Linked DNA regions of Homo sapiens: region 2 is linked to region 1. A link is an interaction called in ENCODE POLR2A ChIA-PET data of the cell type or tissue named here. Cell type or tissue: endothelial cell of umbilical vein. All regions are shown on one strand.

Evidence for each region. ChIA-PET counts read pairs that join two places held together with the same protein. Peaks named below come from ENCODE experiments on the same cell type or tissue, not always from the same donor. Only the 100,000 strongest peaks of a DNase experiment are listed, where the experiment ranks them.
Region 2: POLR2A ChIA-PET joins it to region 1 with 8 read pairs; 2 of 35 experiments call an interaction of 5 or more read pairs at or near these places.

Annotation. Positions count from the first base shown.
Region 1 is chr5:72,142,814-72,150,813 of GRCh38, reverse strand. The region is part of intron 2 of MAP1B (microtubule associated protein 1B); the gene reads right to left. Among named protein-coding and RNA genes, the nearest start is that of MIR4803, 23 kb to the left of the region's middle. In endothelial cell of umbilical vein, no CTCF peak of the experiment used is centred here; no DNase peak of the experiment used is centred here.
Region 2 is chr5:71,765,590-71,773,589 of GRCh38, reverse strand. No RefSeq gene overlaps it. Among named protein-coding and RNA genes, the nearest start is that of CARTPT, 50 kb to the right of the region's middle. In endothelial cell of umbilical vein, no CTCF peak of the experiment used is centred here; a DNase peak (open chromatin) is centred at 4,119; H3K27ac peaks cover 888 bases.

The DNA.
Region 1 (8,000 bases):
GACATGGATGGAGCTGGAGGCCATTATCCTTAGCAAACTAATGCAGGAACAGAACACCAAATACTGTATGTTCTCACTTACAAGTGGGAGCTAAATGATGAAAATACATGGACACATCGAGGGGAACAACACGCACTGGGGCCTATCGGAGGGTGGAGGGTGGGAGGAGGCAGAGGATCAGGAAAAATAACTAATGGGTACTAGGCTTAACACCTGGGTGATGAAATAATCTGTACAACAAACCCCCATGACACACATTTACCTATGTAACAAACCTGCATTTGTACCCTGAACTTAAAATAAAAGTTAAAAAAGAAAGTTATGGGTGCTTAAGGAAAAAATCTGTCCTATATGCAGCCCTCTCTGGGCTTAAGTTATCCCTCACTGGCAAATTAGGCAGAACAGGTAGTTCCAGAATGTTTGGGGTCATTTCGGCTTGCAGCCAGTCGGTGATGCTTAAAATATTAATACATGCCAGTTACCACCAGAGAAAAATTTAAAACATGAGAGACAAGAATGCAAATTAGGTTTTCTGAGTAATAACGGTATAAAATATTAAATGGATTCTGAGTCAGTAATTCATATCTAATAAAGTAAAAATAGCAGATATCAAGACCTAGGAAACTATGGTGCTGTTTTAAATGGGCCATTCTGTTTATATTGCACACCAAGTCAACATATTTATTTTTGTAAAAGCTAAATGGGACTTAATATCAGCCCAATTTCAAAAAATGGGTAAAAACCTAGGTATGTAAAAGATGCGGAAATGGCCTAGGCCTAGCTCTTATTCTGGAAAATGAGATCCCACATGATATACCCACTCAGACACATACACACAGCCAAATCCTAAAATAAACTTAATCCTGCTAAGGATTTTCCTCCCAGTGGCGCACTCAAGTGGCTACATCAATATTCAGGAAGAAAAACCAAATATGCATAGAGAAGCCAGCTTTGAGGAATACACTTAAATTCTTATTTCTATTTCATTTGTCCCACTTCCTCCCTCCTGGATATAGGGTGTATCTGGAAGTAGAAAATGAAGAGAAGTTCTTCCCTTTTGCCCTCACCTCCTGCCCTCATCCCCGTCCCATTTTCTCTTCCAACCCATCAGCCCACTATCTCTATGGTTCTGAATAAAAGCACAGAGGGGTGACAGAAGAGGATAGCAGTATCCCCACTGAGCAAACAGACTCTGTCCAGAGGGTGTCCTGGAGACGCTCAACAAACTGTTTAAAAATCAAGTTCTTCTCCAGCCTTAGAAGGCTGGGCCAGAGTCTTACTAATGAGCTAGTGATCTTTTCAATAAAGCCAACAAATCACCAAACGTGTCTTATAAAATTCAGTCCTCATCTGATAGATGATGAGACCATACAGTGAAACAAATGTCTATTGTGGAAAAAGAAAAACGAGATTTTGCTTACCGCCCCTCCTAAGTTTAAACAGGCTTAATTAGTACATTTTCCCGAAAGGGAATAAATCATTTAGTTAGAAACAGGAAATTTCTTTCCAAGTTAGTTTGAGGGAACAATGAGGCTTAAGACCTCAGAGGTGGTCTACTACATTAAATGGCAAAAACGGCAATTACTTTTGCACCAAACTAGTAGTTTTCTAAAATCTAGAAAGAGCAGAAAACTGTGCAGGGATTTACATGAGAGTACTATATTCAATTTTTTTAAAAATAAGATAATCTTTAATGGGCAGCCACTATGTGCCAGCATTGTGCTAGGTGCTGGTGGATACAGCAATGAATAAGACATGGTCTCTACTCTCATGGAGGGTGAGGTAGTAAGCAGATAATCACAAGCTGCAGGGTACATAACAGGGGACCTAAATTAATCCAGGTGAAGGGGAAGGCTGGGTCCTGAAGAGGGAGTAGTAATTCTTAGCTAAGTGAAATGAGTAGGGAAGAACCTCAGTAAGTTCAAGGAGAAAGATCAGCCATGTGAATGCTCCAAGTTGGAGAGTTAGGCTGCCATCTCCTAACTCCTCTCCCTGAGCACACCACAGTGTGGCTGCTCCCTTTGTACACAGTCCAAACACATGGTCTGGGCTATTTCGAAGAGCATTAAAGAGCAAGGAGTCTTCTCCTGCATTACTGCAAACACACCTCCTTCCCGTTCCTGTTTCCTTTTCCCACCTCAACATCTCCTCGGTGCGTGGCAAGTGGATCCACGTCCTAGGGCAGTGGCTCTCCAAGTCTGATGAACAGAAGAATCATCTTGTGAGCTTGTTCAAAATGCAGATTCCCAGGTCCTACCCTGGAAGACCCTCTGAAAACTGTACATTCATAAGTGCAACCCCTGCCCTACCAAGTGGTTCTGATGAATGTTTTAGCTAGCCTGGTCTTTCTGCAATTAATTTGAAAAGAAGGATATTCAAAACTGGCAGGGTAACATCAAGGACAGGTGGCTGATTTCCTAGATGCTCTCAGCAAAGATCTCCCTGGGTATGGGCCCTTCTGTGGGTCTCAGCTGGTCTCCATGAACAGAGGGGCTGAGGGACTGTTCCCCTAATTCTCAGAAGACAGGAAGGAGAGGGGATGTTAAGGAGCCCTGTGCAGCCTCAGGGTGAAATTTTCATGGAAGACAGTTTCAGAAGTGGCTTGACTAAGCTGTTCTTTGGTTCCATAAGTGCAGTGCAAAAGATGGGTTTTTAAAAGTATTTTATAAAATAATTTCCATTTTTAAAATCTTAATATCTCTCATAACTATCATGAAATTTATACTTAATCAATGTAGATAATTGGCTATAAACTGAGTAATGCCTTATAATCGATTGTTCTGACATTTAGAGAAACTTACCATTCACCTAGTTTGGGTGATTTTCTTTCCTGTGTAAGTAAAAGAAACTTTAGAAACCACTGTCCTGAACTCCGCTTTGCATAGACTCCTTTTAATTTTCATGTTAACTTGGATCCGGTAAGAAGGCTTTGTTTTCCTGTCTGTAAATCTGTCAGTGCAGACAGCAAACTGGATCCTCCTCTGGTTCATTTTATAGTCAGCAAGTTTCCCAGGCAACAAACCACCAAGCCCACTCCATCAAATAGTAACCAATTTTTTCCCCTGACATGTCTCTCAAGACCTCCCTCCCAGCTGGCCATCAGCACACCACTCACCTTCTGTCTGTACTGGAGGAGAGGATGGGTAGTCCCTGGGAGGGCACAGGAATACTGGCCAATTGATCACCCAGCAGATGCACAGCTGGGGCGTGTCCTCGCAGGCCTTGCCCTGGGCTTCCAGGGACCAAGCATCTATGCCAGGGGCTTGCCTTTCTTTCTCTGCATTTTGTGATTATCTGCTTAATGTCTCACTACCCCATAAGGGTAGAGACCCCTTTCTTTTTTTTTTTAATCACTAAAAAGGATTCATCCAGTGACGCATATTACCTGGAATACAAATAGTTACAGAGCAAGTGATGAGGCACAGGTAACCTTCAAGATATTGCCCCAGCAACAAAGATGGGCCTTTCTGATTCAGCTTTACCGAGAAAGGTGACATCTTGGTTCTAGGCTTTGCCATTTTCTTTTGTTTTTTAAGAAGATTTTGGGCCAGAAACAGTGGCTCACGCCTGTAATCCCAGCACTTTGGGAGGCCGAGGTGAGTGGATCACTTGAGGTCAGGAGTTCGAGACCAGCCTAGCCAACACGGTGAAACCTTGTCTCTACTAAAAATACAAAAATTAGCCAGTCGTGGTGGCGCAGGCCTGTAGTCCCTTAGTCCCAGCTACTTGGGAGGCTGAGGCAGGAGAATTGCTTGAACCTGGGAGTCAGAGGTTGCAGTGAGCCAAGATCATGCCACTGCACTCCAGCCTGGGCCACAGAACAAGATCTGTCTCAAAAAAAAAAAAAAAAAAGAAGATTTGGATAAAATGTATTTTTCCATCAGACGTGAATGACAGTATCCTTGCATCCCATAGCCAAGGAGGTGCTGCTTTTGAAAAAGTTTTCAGTTGCCCCAGAAAGAGGCTGATGCTATGTGTCAAAAGCACATACTTCCTGTACATGGAATGCATTTGCCTCAAGCCTATAAGGTTCTTAGGAGTCCTGCCTTGGAAAACAGAAGTTCCTGAGTTAAAGAACTTCCCAGTGGTATTTGAGGGTCTTCAGAATTGAGCAGTAAGCTCTGAGGACCAGATTGCTGGGATCTGAACCCCATCTCCATTACTCACTGGCTGTGTGACCTTGGGCATGCTGTTTAACCATGCTGTGCCTCAGGTTCCTCGTGGTGGCATGAGGATAATAATAGGGCCTCCCTCTTGGAAGGCTATGAGGATTACATTGGCGCATACACAGAAAGTGCTTAGAGCAGCACCTGGCACATGGGAAGCATTTAGTAAACGTTATCTACGATTATTGTTCACTCCCCTCATGAAGATCAACGCAGGCTGGCTTCACAGAGAAAAGGGGAGCAAACCCGGACTCAAATGGCACTGGCTACGTCTGAGAAAGGCAAGGCCTCCTCCATAGGACATGATTCACCCACAGAAATCACTAGAAAGGTGGCCTGCCTGACATTATTTTTAGCTTTAATGAAAAAAGCAATCTAGTCCAAATTAGATGAGCTGGGTCACTGTAAGATCCAGCCCTGGGGCATTGTTCAGATTTTTTGGTTCTGGTGTCATGCTGGGCTGGAATAAATTGATTTAAAAGAGTTAATAAAAAATTCAGTCTCCCTCCTTCCAACTGGCATTGCAAAGGTCCCTAAAACATCTCAACTAATAGGCTACTTTCTTGTAAAAGAGACTCTCTTTAAAAAAAGAGTGTAAATTAAAATTACCTAGCTTTCCAAAATCACTCCCAATGCGTCTCTTCTTTGACCTATCTCTTTATCCAACTTGAGCCATCCTGGGGGGATTCCTCTCAAATTGCCCACATTTCTGGGTCTTACTTCACTCCTCAATGAAATTTAATGGATTTGGCTGGTGGTTCGTTACTGAACCCACGTGGAACAATATGTCATGCTTCATGCATGATAAATAAATGACATTTCTAAAACAATAGGGATGAATATAAACTGAGATCTAGAGCAAGAACCTCCAAGTGACCGCTGGGCATATCATAATTAACTAGTGATTTAGGACAACTCAATTTCCCATCATCATTGTATGGGGCCTTAAGGAAATCCACCAACACTTCACTGCTTCTTGAAGGAGATGCTTGGAGTCTGAATGGAATATTGTCAGGTGAAATTAGGCCACTTCTGAGTTGTGCAACATTCCCCTTCAAAATCTTGCTGATTATGCAAACACTGAATAATTACACTGATTCATGTATTATTCTCCATCAGAATGACAAAGCATTAGCACTGGCACCCCATTTCACTTTGCTAATGAAAAACAGCAAGCTTTTAAGACCACCATCCATCAAGAGAGAAAAAGAACTCATTCAGTGTAATGACAGGTGCATGACAATGGAAACACGGTTCCCTCTTTTTTTTTTTTAAGCATATGGGTTGCTGCCAAAGATTAAAATCATTCTGTGCTTAATATCATTCTCTTTCTTTGTGTTCCTCTGAGGTTTCGTATTTTCTTTTGGCAGAGAAATAAAAAGGTTGAAGCCAGAGATCCCAAATTCCCAATAGTATCTTTCTATCATTTCATACTGTGTTGGTGAGCATTTTCCACTAGGGTTTCTATCACTGTCTTTAAAGACTAGTGCCCTCCCTTTCAACAGTCCAGGGAACAAATCTGCACAAAGGTAGTTCTTAAAAACTATTAACAAACTGAACTGAGAAGGGAATTTGTCCCAGACAGTGCTCCCCACAGCTGGACAGAGCGTGATTTTCACCAAAACAGAGTATAATTCACAGGCAGCACCAGAGATAGGCAGGGATGGGGCCCTCTAGAATCTCACACAAGCAACAACAGTCTCCTACAACTCAGATGGCCAGGGGAAGAGAAGGATCTGTGTTTCAGTTATAAGAAGGAGTGCATTCTAGTACCTCTCCCACGCAGCCTCTTCTCATGCCTTTCTAGTCATGGCCTAGACTACCTCTCAGAAGCATTACTTAGCTAATTTTCTCCCCAACACTCTAAAAAACTGTTTAAAAGACCCAAGCGTAACACTTCATGTGTCAGAAGTTCTTTATCCAGCAGCATCAGCTGTGAGAAATTCAGCGTGGGCCTGGCATGGTGGCTCATGCCTGTAATCCTAGTACTTTTGGGAAGCTGAGGTGGGGGGATCGCTTGAGGCTAGGAGTTCAAGACCGGCCTGGGAAACATAGCAAGACCTCGTCTCTACAAAAAAATTAAAAAATTAGCTGGGCGTGATGGTGGACACCTGTGGTCCTAGCTACTTTGTAGGCTAAGGAGGGAGGATCTCTTGAGCCCAGGAGTTCAAGGCTGCAGTGAGCCATGATCGCATCCCTGCACCATCCTGTCTCTGAAAAGAAAACTTAAAATTTAGCTTTGAATTCAGTAAAAAAACATTAAAAGGTAGAGCGAGGGAAAGCCTCTGAGCAGGCAAAATAGATACCACTAAGTCAAAGCACTTACAGCTCAAAGACTTTATACGACGGAAGACTCCTTAGGGAAGATTCGGGATCAAGTCTCTCTCTCTCTTTTTCTTCTTTAGAGAGGAGGTCTAACAAGCTTAGTGACTAGATTTTCCAATCCACAGCAGATTCAGAACAACAACATAGAAGGAAGGTGTACTAGATTGAACAGTATTCCCCACAAATGTCCACGTGGAAACCTCAGAATGTGACCTCATTTGGAAAAAGGGTCTTTATAGAAGTCATTAGTTAAAATGAGGTCACACTGGATTAGGGTGGGAATCTTATTCAATGACTGAATAAGAAGAGAAAACACAGAGACAAACAGGGAGAACACGCCACGTGACACTGGAGGTAGATAATGGAATGATACATCTACAAGCCAAGTACGCCAAGTATTGAGCCTAGGAGTTCAAGACCTACCTAGGCAACAAAACAAGACCTTGTCTTTACAAAAAAAATAAATAAATTAGCTGGGCATGATGGTGCACACCTGTGGTTCTAGCTACTTGGGAGGCTAAGGAGGGAGGATGGCAGAAATCACTAGAAATGAGGAGAAAGGTATGGAACAGATTCTCCCTCAGTACCCCCAGAAGGAACCAGCCTTCGGCCTCTTGGAATGTGAGACAATACATTTCTGTTACTTACGCCACCCAGTTGATGATACTTTGTTATGGCAGCCCTGGGGAACTAACATAGAAGAGTACTTAGAAACAAGCACACTGAAGGTAGTTTAGAAAAAAACTACTGGCAGTGTGATATCGAGGGAGGATACCAAGACAGATATGTTTTTTAAAAGACATATGAATTAAAAAACCAGAGCTGGCATCATTCTGTCTGGTGGCAAACCGATACGTCCTCTCCAAGAAGACACTGCAAATATAAAGACATAATTCAATTGTGGATGACGTTCATAATGATGACCTTGAATTGGTTTTTAAAAGGCTGGATTCTGTTGAGGGTACTTAAACAAGGCCTCACTGTACTGCCTCACCCCATAGCCCTAAAAAGGAAATGTATTTGTTTGCCACTTGGATTGCACTAAATATTATCTTTTCTATTTGGCATCTCAACACGGCAGTGTATTCTTTTGTTACTAAATTATTGGGACTAACATTTCACATTTTCTTCTCTGGGAATCCTGATAAAATTATACAGCTTCTCTATGATACGTGCAAAGATGTTTCTACACTTAGTTGGTATTTGTCTTTCTATAGCAACTGCACACACTCACGCACACACTCACACACACACAAGAGAACACAACAGAAGAATCTATGATTAGAACTCCAGCATATGGACACCTATGCAATCAGACTTTTCACTATGGATTTCACACAACAACTAGAAAATCTTATTTTTGGAGAATGAACTATGAAGCTGGGCCAAGAATGATTATATCTTGACTTCAAATCACTTAAAAACTCTATGCCTCAATGCCACCCCTCATCTATTAAGAAATAGAATAAAAAACACAGTCGAAAATGTTTACGCACTACGGCCTATATA
Region 2 (8,000 bases), 380 kb after region 1:
GTAGGTCATTTACTCTGTTGACAGTTTCTTTTGCTGTACAGAAGCTCTAAGTTTAATTAGATCCCATTTGTCATTTTTTGCTTTTGTTGCAATTGCTTTTGGCATTTTGTCATGGCTTCCCTTCACCTTCCATCATGATCGTAAGCTTCCTGAGCACCTCAGCAGAAACGGATGCCAGCACTAGCTTCATGTACAGCCTGCAGAACTTCAAGCCAAACAAACCTCTTTTCTTTATAAATTACCCAATCTCAAGTATTACTGTACAGCAATGCAAAATAGACTAGCACAATATAAACGCAAAAATACTCAAGAAAATGCTAACAAACTGACTCCAGCAACACACAAAAAGATTATACACCATGACCAAGTGGAGTTTATCACAAGAATGCAACATTGGTTTAACATCTGATAAACAATCAATGTAATACACAATATTAATAGAATAAAGAACAAACCCCATATGATTACCTCGATAGATACAGAAGACAAAATTGATGAAATCCAACACCCTTTCATGATAAAAGCATTCAACAAAGTAGAAATAGAAGGGAACTTTCTCAGTCCAATAAAGAGCATCTTTTAAAAAATCTACAGTTAACATAATACTTAATAGGGAAAGACTGAATGCTTTCCCCCTACCATTAAAAACAGGAAAAATATTCACTTTTACCACCCTATTCAATGTTGTACTGAACACAAATTTGCCTGGGCAAGAGAAATAGATAATATCCAATTGTAAGGAAGAAGTAGAACCATCTCTGCTCAGAGATAACATGATCTTGTATATAGAAAATCCTAAGGAATGCAAAAAAACTATAAAAATTAATTAAAGTGTTCAGCAAGTTTCACAACACAAGATCAATATACAAAAAGCAGCTATATTTCTATACACTAGCAATGAACAACATGAAACTGCAATTAAGAAAACAGTTTTAGTTACAATAGCATCAAAAAGAATAAAATACTTAGGAATAAATTTAACAAAAGAAGTGCAAGACTTGTATACTGAAATTTAAGTTCTAAATAAATAGAAAGACATCCCCTGTTTATGGATTGGAAGGCTTAATATTGTTAAGATGGCAGTACTTCCCAAATTGTTCTACAGATTCAATGTAATCTCTATAAAAATTCACCTGGTTTCTTTGCAGACATTGGCAAGCTGATCCTAAAATTTATATACAGCTGCATGGGACCCAGAATAGCAAAAAAAAAAAAAAAAAATCTTTAAAAAGAAGAACAAAATTGAGAGGATTCACACTTCCCACTTACAACACTTACTACTAAGCAACAGTAATGAAGTATGGTACAGTCATAAAGATAGACAAACAGATCAATAGAATTAATTGAGAGTCCAGAAATAAGCCTGGATGCCTATCATCAACTGATTTTCGACAAGGGTGACAAGACACTTGAATATGGACAGAATAGTTTTTTTTAAATAAATGGTGCTGGGACGACAGAATATCTACATGCCAAAAATAAAGTTTGACCTCTACTTCACACCATATATAAAAGTTAACTCAGAAACAGTGACATGTACCTGTAGTCCTGCTACTCAGGAGGCTGAGAGGCAGGAGGATCCCTGATCTCAAGCTCAGGAGCTTGAGACCAGCCTGGGCAACATAGCAAGACCCCATCTCAAAAAGACAAAAATGAACTCAGGATCATAGGCCTACATGTAAAAGCTAAAACTGTAAAATTCTTAGAAGAAAGAATTTTACAGGACTAAATCTTCCTGGATTAGGCAGTAGTTTCTTAGATAAAACACAAAGCATGAAAAGAAAAAAATAGATAAATTGGACTTACATCAAAATTTAAAATTTCTGTGTTTCAAATGATACTGTCAAGAAAATGAAAAGAGAACCCACAGAATGGGAGAAAATATTTGCAAATCATGTAGCTGCCAAGGGACTTCTATACAGAGCAAAGGACTCTTACAACTCAACAATAAGAAGAAGACAAAGAGCTCAACTATTTTAAATGGGCAAAGAATTTGAAAAGACAATTATTTGGAGAAGAAATACAAATAACCAAAAGAACATTTTAAATGTTCAACGGCATGTCATTGGGATAAAGAAAATCAAAACCATTTCATACCCATCAGGATAACCACAATTAAAAAAACAGAAAATAGCAAGTGTTGGCAAGGATATGAAGACATTTTAACCCTCATACTTTCTTTGTGGTATTACAAAATGGCACAGCTGATTTGGAAAACAATGTGATGGTTTCCAAAAAATGTTAAACATGGAGCTAACATGATCCAGCAATTTCACTCCTAGGTATATACAAAAAAAAATTTAAAACATGTGTCCACACAAAAACTTGTCCGCAAATGTTCATAGCAGCCATATTCAAAATAGACAAAAAATGGAAACAATTTAAATGTCAATCAACTGATGAATGGATAAACAAAATGTAATATGCCACTATAAGAGAATATTATTTGTCTATAAAAGGAATGAAATGGTTGGGCGCGGTGGCTCACGCCTGTAATTCCAGCACTTTAGGAGGCCACAGCAGGCGGATCAAGAGGTCAGGAGTTCGAGACCAGCCTGACCAACATGCTGAAACCCCATCTCTACTAAAAATACAAAAAAAAATTAGCCAAGTGAGGTGGCGGGCACCTGTAATCCCAGCTACTCAGGAGGCTAAGGCAGGAGAATCGCTTGAACCCGGGAGACAGAGGTTGCAGTGACCAGAGATCGAGCCACTGCACTCCGGCCTGGGCGACAGAGGGAGACTCCGTCTCAAAAAAAAAAAAAAAAAATGGGAATGAAATAGTGACACATGCTACCACATGAATAAACCTTGAAAACATTATGCTAAGTCAAAGAAGCTAGACACAAAAGGCAACATATTGTAGGATCATTTATATGAAGTTTCAGAATAGGCAAATCCATACACACAGAAGTAGATGCCCAGGTCTGGATGGGTGGAAGGGCAGAGAATGAAGAATGACTGCTAATGGGTGCAGGATTTCTCTTTGGGGTGATGAAACTGTTCTGTAATTAGATAGTGGTGATGTTTGCAGGTTGCACCATTCCAAGTATAGTAAAAATCACCAAACTGCACACATATAAAGGCTGGATTATATGGTATATAAATGATCAAGTAGAGAACAATTAATATACAGTAATTTTTAAGCAGATACACATCATAGATAGAAAATCATAGATAGAAAATCACAGGTAGAAAATGATGTGCAAAGGAATTTGACATCACTTCTGTCCCTGGGTCATGTATTCATCTTTCTCAATTTAAAAAAATACTGAAGTCATTTCATTCAAGATAAATTATCTTTATTATCTACTCTATCAGATTTCTTTCAAACTGAAAAAACAATACATGCTTGTATTGCCGCTTATTTTCCAAGAAAAAAAAATCCTGAGTATCAAAGAAAAACCCAACATTTGCCTTTCCCGTGACTCTCACTCCTGCTATTATCCCTTCCTGAAAACAAGAAATGTTAATTTAGTGTCCACATTTTTCTACATTCATATGAATGCACACAACTGAAAATATTCACACCAATAAAAGGCTTTTCTGATTTTACAAAAAATACAATCATTTATATACATTTCTCTGCAATGTACTTTGCTGGTGGCCTTTCCTATCGGTCATTGCATATAAATCGAACTCCTTATTAGTAGCTATGTAATATTCTAGAAATCTGGACATGCCACAGTTTATTCAATCACTCCCTATTGATGGCATTCAAGTTGTTTTACTTCGCTTTGTCACATTCAATGTGTATCTTTATACATATCCTTATAAGCTAATTCTTTTATTTTTGTAGGATAAAATCCTCCAATATAAGTTTTAAAGACTCAGAAAATCATTACTCGGCTTGGCAATAAAAAAGTTCATTATGTTTCATTAAGCATCCTGCTTGGTGGAATCAGGGGAAAATGTATTTATTTCTCAGCACTGAATCATTACCCTCTGTACAGATTACTTTTGTTTGCAAATACATAAACAAAATACAAATTGCCTATGTTCACCAAACAAAGCTTTAAATTCTAGCTGCACCAGGGAGCAAAGGAGGTATGGTGAGAGACACATTTCCTGGTACAGGAAATGAGCAGCAGGGTGAGGAAGCAGCTTGAGGAAGCACTGCTGGACCAAGCTTCACCTTTGCCTGCAAAATCCCCCTGAAAATAAACACTCCACAGGGGTCCTGAGTGCAGGGTTACAGTTAGGTTTGGGATTAGGCTTAGGTGAGAACCACAAGTCCTTTCAGACCATGCTTGCCCTTATTTAGCTCTCCAGTTTGCTTCTCTTGGTTGGCTGGAGCAGTTTTTTCAAGAAGGTAGCGTGGATGGTGTGATTCCTGCGCCCATACACATCTAAGAATAACTTTCTATTGCCATCACACACAAAAGACAACTTTGCTTATTTTAAACTTTACTTGTCTCCCTCCAAATTCTGTAGATACTGAAGTTTTTTAAGCCTTCTAGCATATAGTGATTGTGAAGATAACACAACTTTTGTTTATTTGCTGGTGTCATTAGAAGGTATTTAAAAATACTCCCATTCCAGCAGGTGTAGCTAAAAAGAGAAAAGAAAAAAAGAAGGTATTTTCAAACCTCCATAATTGTGTGCTCTGCTCCCTGCATTTTTCCCAGGAGTATGTGTAAAGGGGTGTCCGTGTGTGTGTGTGTGTAGAATATAAATAAAGTAAATTAATAAATAAACTCTCTGGCCGGGCGCAGTGGCTCACACTGTAATCCCAGCACTTTGGGAGGCCAAGGCAGGTGGATCATCTGAGGTCAAGAGTTTGAGACTACCCTGGCCAACATGGTGAAACCCTGTCTCTACCAAAAATACAAAAATTAACCAGGCGCAGTGGCATACGCCTGTAATTCCAGCTACTTGGGAGGCTGAAGCATGAGAATTGCTTGAACCTGGGAGGCAGAGGTTGCAGTGAGCCAAGATCATGCCACTGCACTCCAGCCTGGGCAACAGAGCAAGAGTGTCTCAAAAAAAAAAAAAAAAAAAAACTATCATTAAAATGGCCAACAGCTAAACCGTCTGGTCTAATGCACTCACAGCTTATCTAAACTAATAAAATAAGGAAGGAAGGTCATATGAAATATGCCCACAGCAACATGATTATATCAGTAATTGTGAGTCTTGAAGAGCCAAACAGAAAGGCCACAGAAAATTAGCCTGATGTGATAATTTAGAGATCTGATTTTGCTATTCTCTTACTTTATGTTATTCAATGCCACCAGAAGCAGCCATCCTACCCTGTTGTTCCAGAATGTTTAAATTATTTTTTGCCATCAGCTACTCAGTTTTTCAGAGCACCACCTTCTGGCGCACATAGAGGGAACGTAACAGTTGTTTTACACTGTTGGGATACTAACCCGCAATATGAAAGCGAATTTTCCCCCTTTTCCCCATTCTGGCCAGTTTCCCCGCTCCTCAAAAATCTACCTTTCTCTTAGGGTATCTTGCCAACTGGAGCAAAAGTGGAAGTTATAAGCAGAATATAGGGGAACTTAGAACCTAGAAAAGGTAACCCAACAGGTTTGAAAAAGAAACAAGGGCCAATCCTAGAATTTGTAAGAAGTGATAAAAGACATTATGGCATTGCAACTAGGATGAATGAGCAGATACAACTATATTCTGTCATTTTATTGCTCTGCTAAAGTTTCAGTTCCAGAGAGACACTCCTGTCAGTCTCAGGTTGCATTCCCATTTCTTGGCAGGAAAGGACAAAATATCTTGACTTATGGTTCCATTGTAATGACTCAAGTAGAGAGGAGTCAGTTTCCCAAAATAGCATCAGAGTGCTTTTAGGAGAAAAAACTACTCAATAATTCCTGCAATTGACAGATAAATTATCTTTTCTAAATAGATTTATAGGACTTTTTAAAAATCTGTATAATTCAAAATTTTTCTTTGAATATATGTAGATGTGGATCTCTTCTGTTTTCATCTGAAATGCAGTGAACCCCTGCAGCCTGCAAACTTAGGTTTTATTTCATCTTTTATGATTGCTTCTATTCCATGTGTTATGCTGTCTTCCCTAGAAACACAAAGTAATCAAATGTTAGAGGTTTCATTTTCTCTCTTTCCTTCTGCTTGTGCATTTTTTTCTGCATCCTAGAAAAGCTTCTCAAATTTGTTCAGTACATAACTGATTCTGATTTACAGTTAGGTACTGATCATGTTATTGTGCTCTTGGTTTACTTGAAAGCCTTCCATATCTCAACATGCTGTCTTCTTTCAGCCTGTTGTCTCATCATGGTGTTATGTTCCTGTTTCACAACACAATGCCTCATTGAATTCTATTATTGCAGATTCTAAACAATCTCCTGTAATTTTCTTCTTGTTCCTATAGGCTCTTCAGAGATAGAATCTTTCTATGAGGTTCCAGAGTACTGTCCTTTATCCATTGTTCTGCAGTATTTTTTTACTGGGCTCATGTGTTGCTGATGTTTACTCGTTCTCAAATGAGGCAAAATCTATCCATACTCCTTGAAAGCTAACAGGCAGGTGGTATTTGCAATTGACCCCATTCTCTCTCTACTTCAGTATGAATCAAAGAATCCACTCAGGTCTTTAAGGGATAGACCAATGTGTCCTGTTCACAGTTTATTTCCCAGATAGTCATCTTGAGAAATGACCTATTGGTGAAGTAGCATCTTTCCCTACCTCCATGGTCCAGTTCTTCATGATAAGCTTCACTGTGACTTAAAATCACACCGCTCGGCAGTATCTCCCGGTACCTGGACCTTGTGTTTTAGAAAGCCCCACTCTGACATTTTTTTGGATTATGTCTGTCTCTACCGCAAGAGGAATCTGCAAGACCAAGGGCATGTGCCCACCCAGAGCCCTTCTAGACCACTTCCTAGATGCTCAAGAGCCTTGAATTCTCTGCCCAAACAACCCCAAGCCTGCTTGCAGGACCTGTACAGGCCTTGTCCATAGGTGCATCCTCCCAGGGGTAAACCACACCACTGGTATTTACACTCCCAAGCCCAAAGAATGTCCAGGGCAGCTATTTGCAGAGGCTCTGGACATTCCAGGTGGGGCATCCACACACATGTACTCAAAGATGCTTGCAATGAAGGAGACAGTGATGGAAAGGGAAGGGGGCTCAGGTGGGGGCCAATGAGCTTGGGCCCAGCCTTCTCCTAGCCACCACATTTCAGCATGAAACTCCAAGGAGTTTGAAAATTCAAAATTTGAGCCTGGCCTTCCAGACTATTTTGAAAGCGTATTTGTCAAAGTAAGTGTTAGAACTTATTTTATCTAACCTTGAACGCTCGGCCCCAGGTCCTGTAAATATTAGGGGTGACCTAAGGAGCAACTTCTAAGGCTCATCCTGCCTCCTCCCACTCACAAAGAAGCAGCTACTTAGTTCCAGAAGCTCTTCGTAAGTATGTGTGTCAGTAAGTAAAACATAATCAAGAAGGGTCCAAGCTTGCAGTCCCTGGATGGATTGCCATCACACTCATGTGTGAGCAGGGCTCCCGAAGCTTTAAAACTGGCTGTGCTGTTCTCTTTGCTTTACCTACACTCTATCAGGCATCTTCTAAAATTAAACTGTTGCATCCACATTGAAAATCTCCTCAGGCAGGTGTCATCCACACCACCTCCTTCTCACCGCCTCAATGATCTCCAACAGTATTCTACAGAATTTTTAGCAACCACGGTGTAAACCACCTTCGTGTTCCAACCAGAACTCCTGGGATCTGTGTGTGTGGTGTGTGTGCACTCCTCCAGCTTCCGTGTGTCTTTACTTCTAACAGCCCATACCTGTGGCTCTTTTAGAGGACTGCCATCAGGCTACAAGGCCACTTTGCCACAACAGGCAGAAAACAAGGAACACTTGGGAATTTACATCTCCTTGTTTGGCCCTTAGACAATGATCAACTTGTATTGGAATATGAAACCCAGCTCCCTGGCCTGAGTCTGATCAAACTCTCAGGGTAACTTACCCACCAGGGTTCCTCGGATACATCAAGCCAAAGCTACCTCCCGCA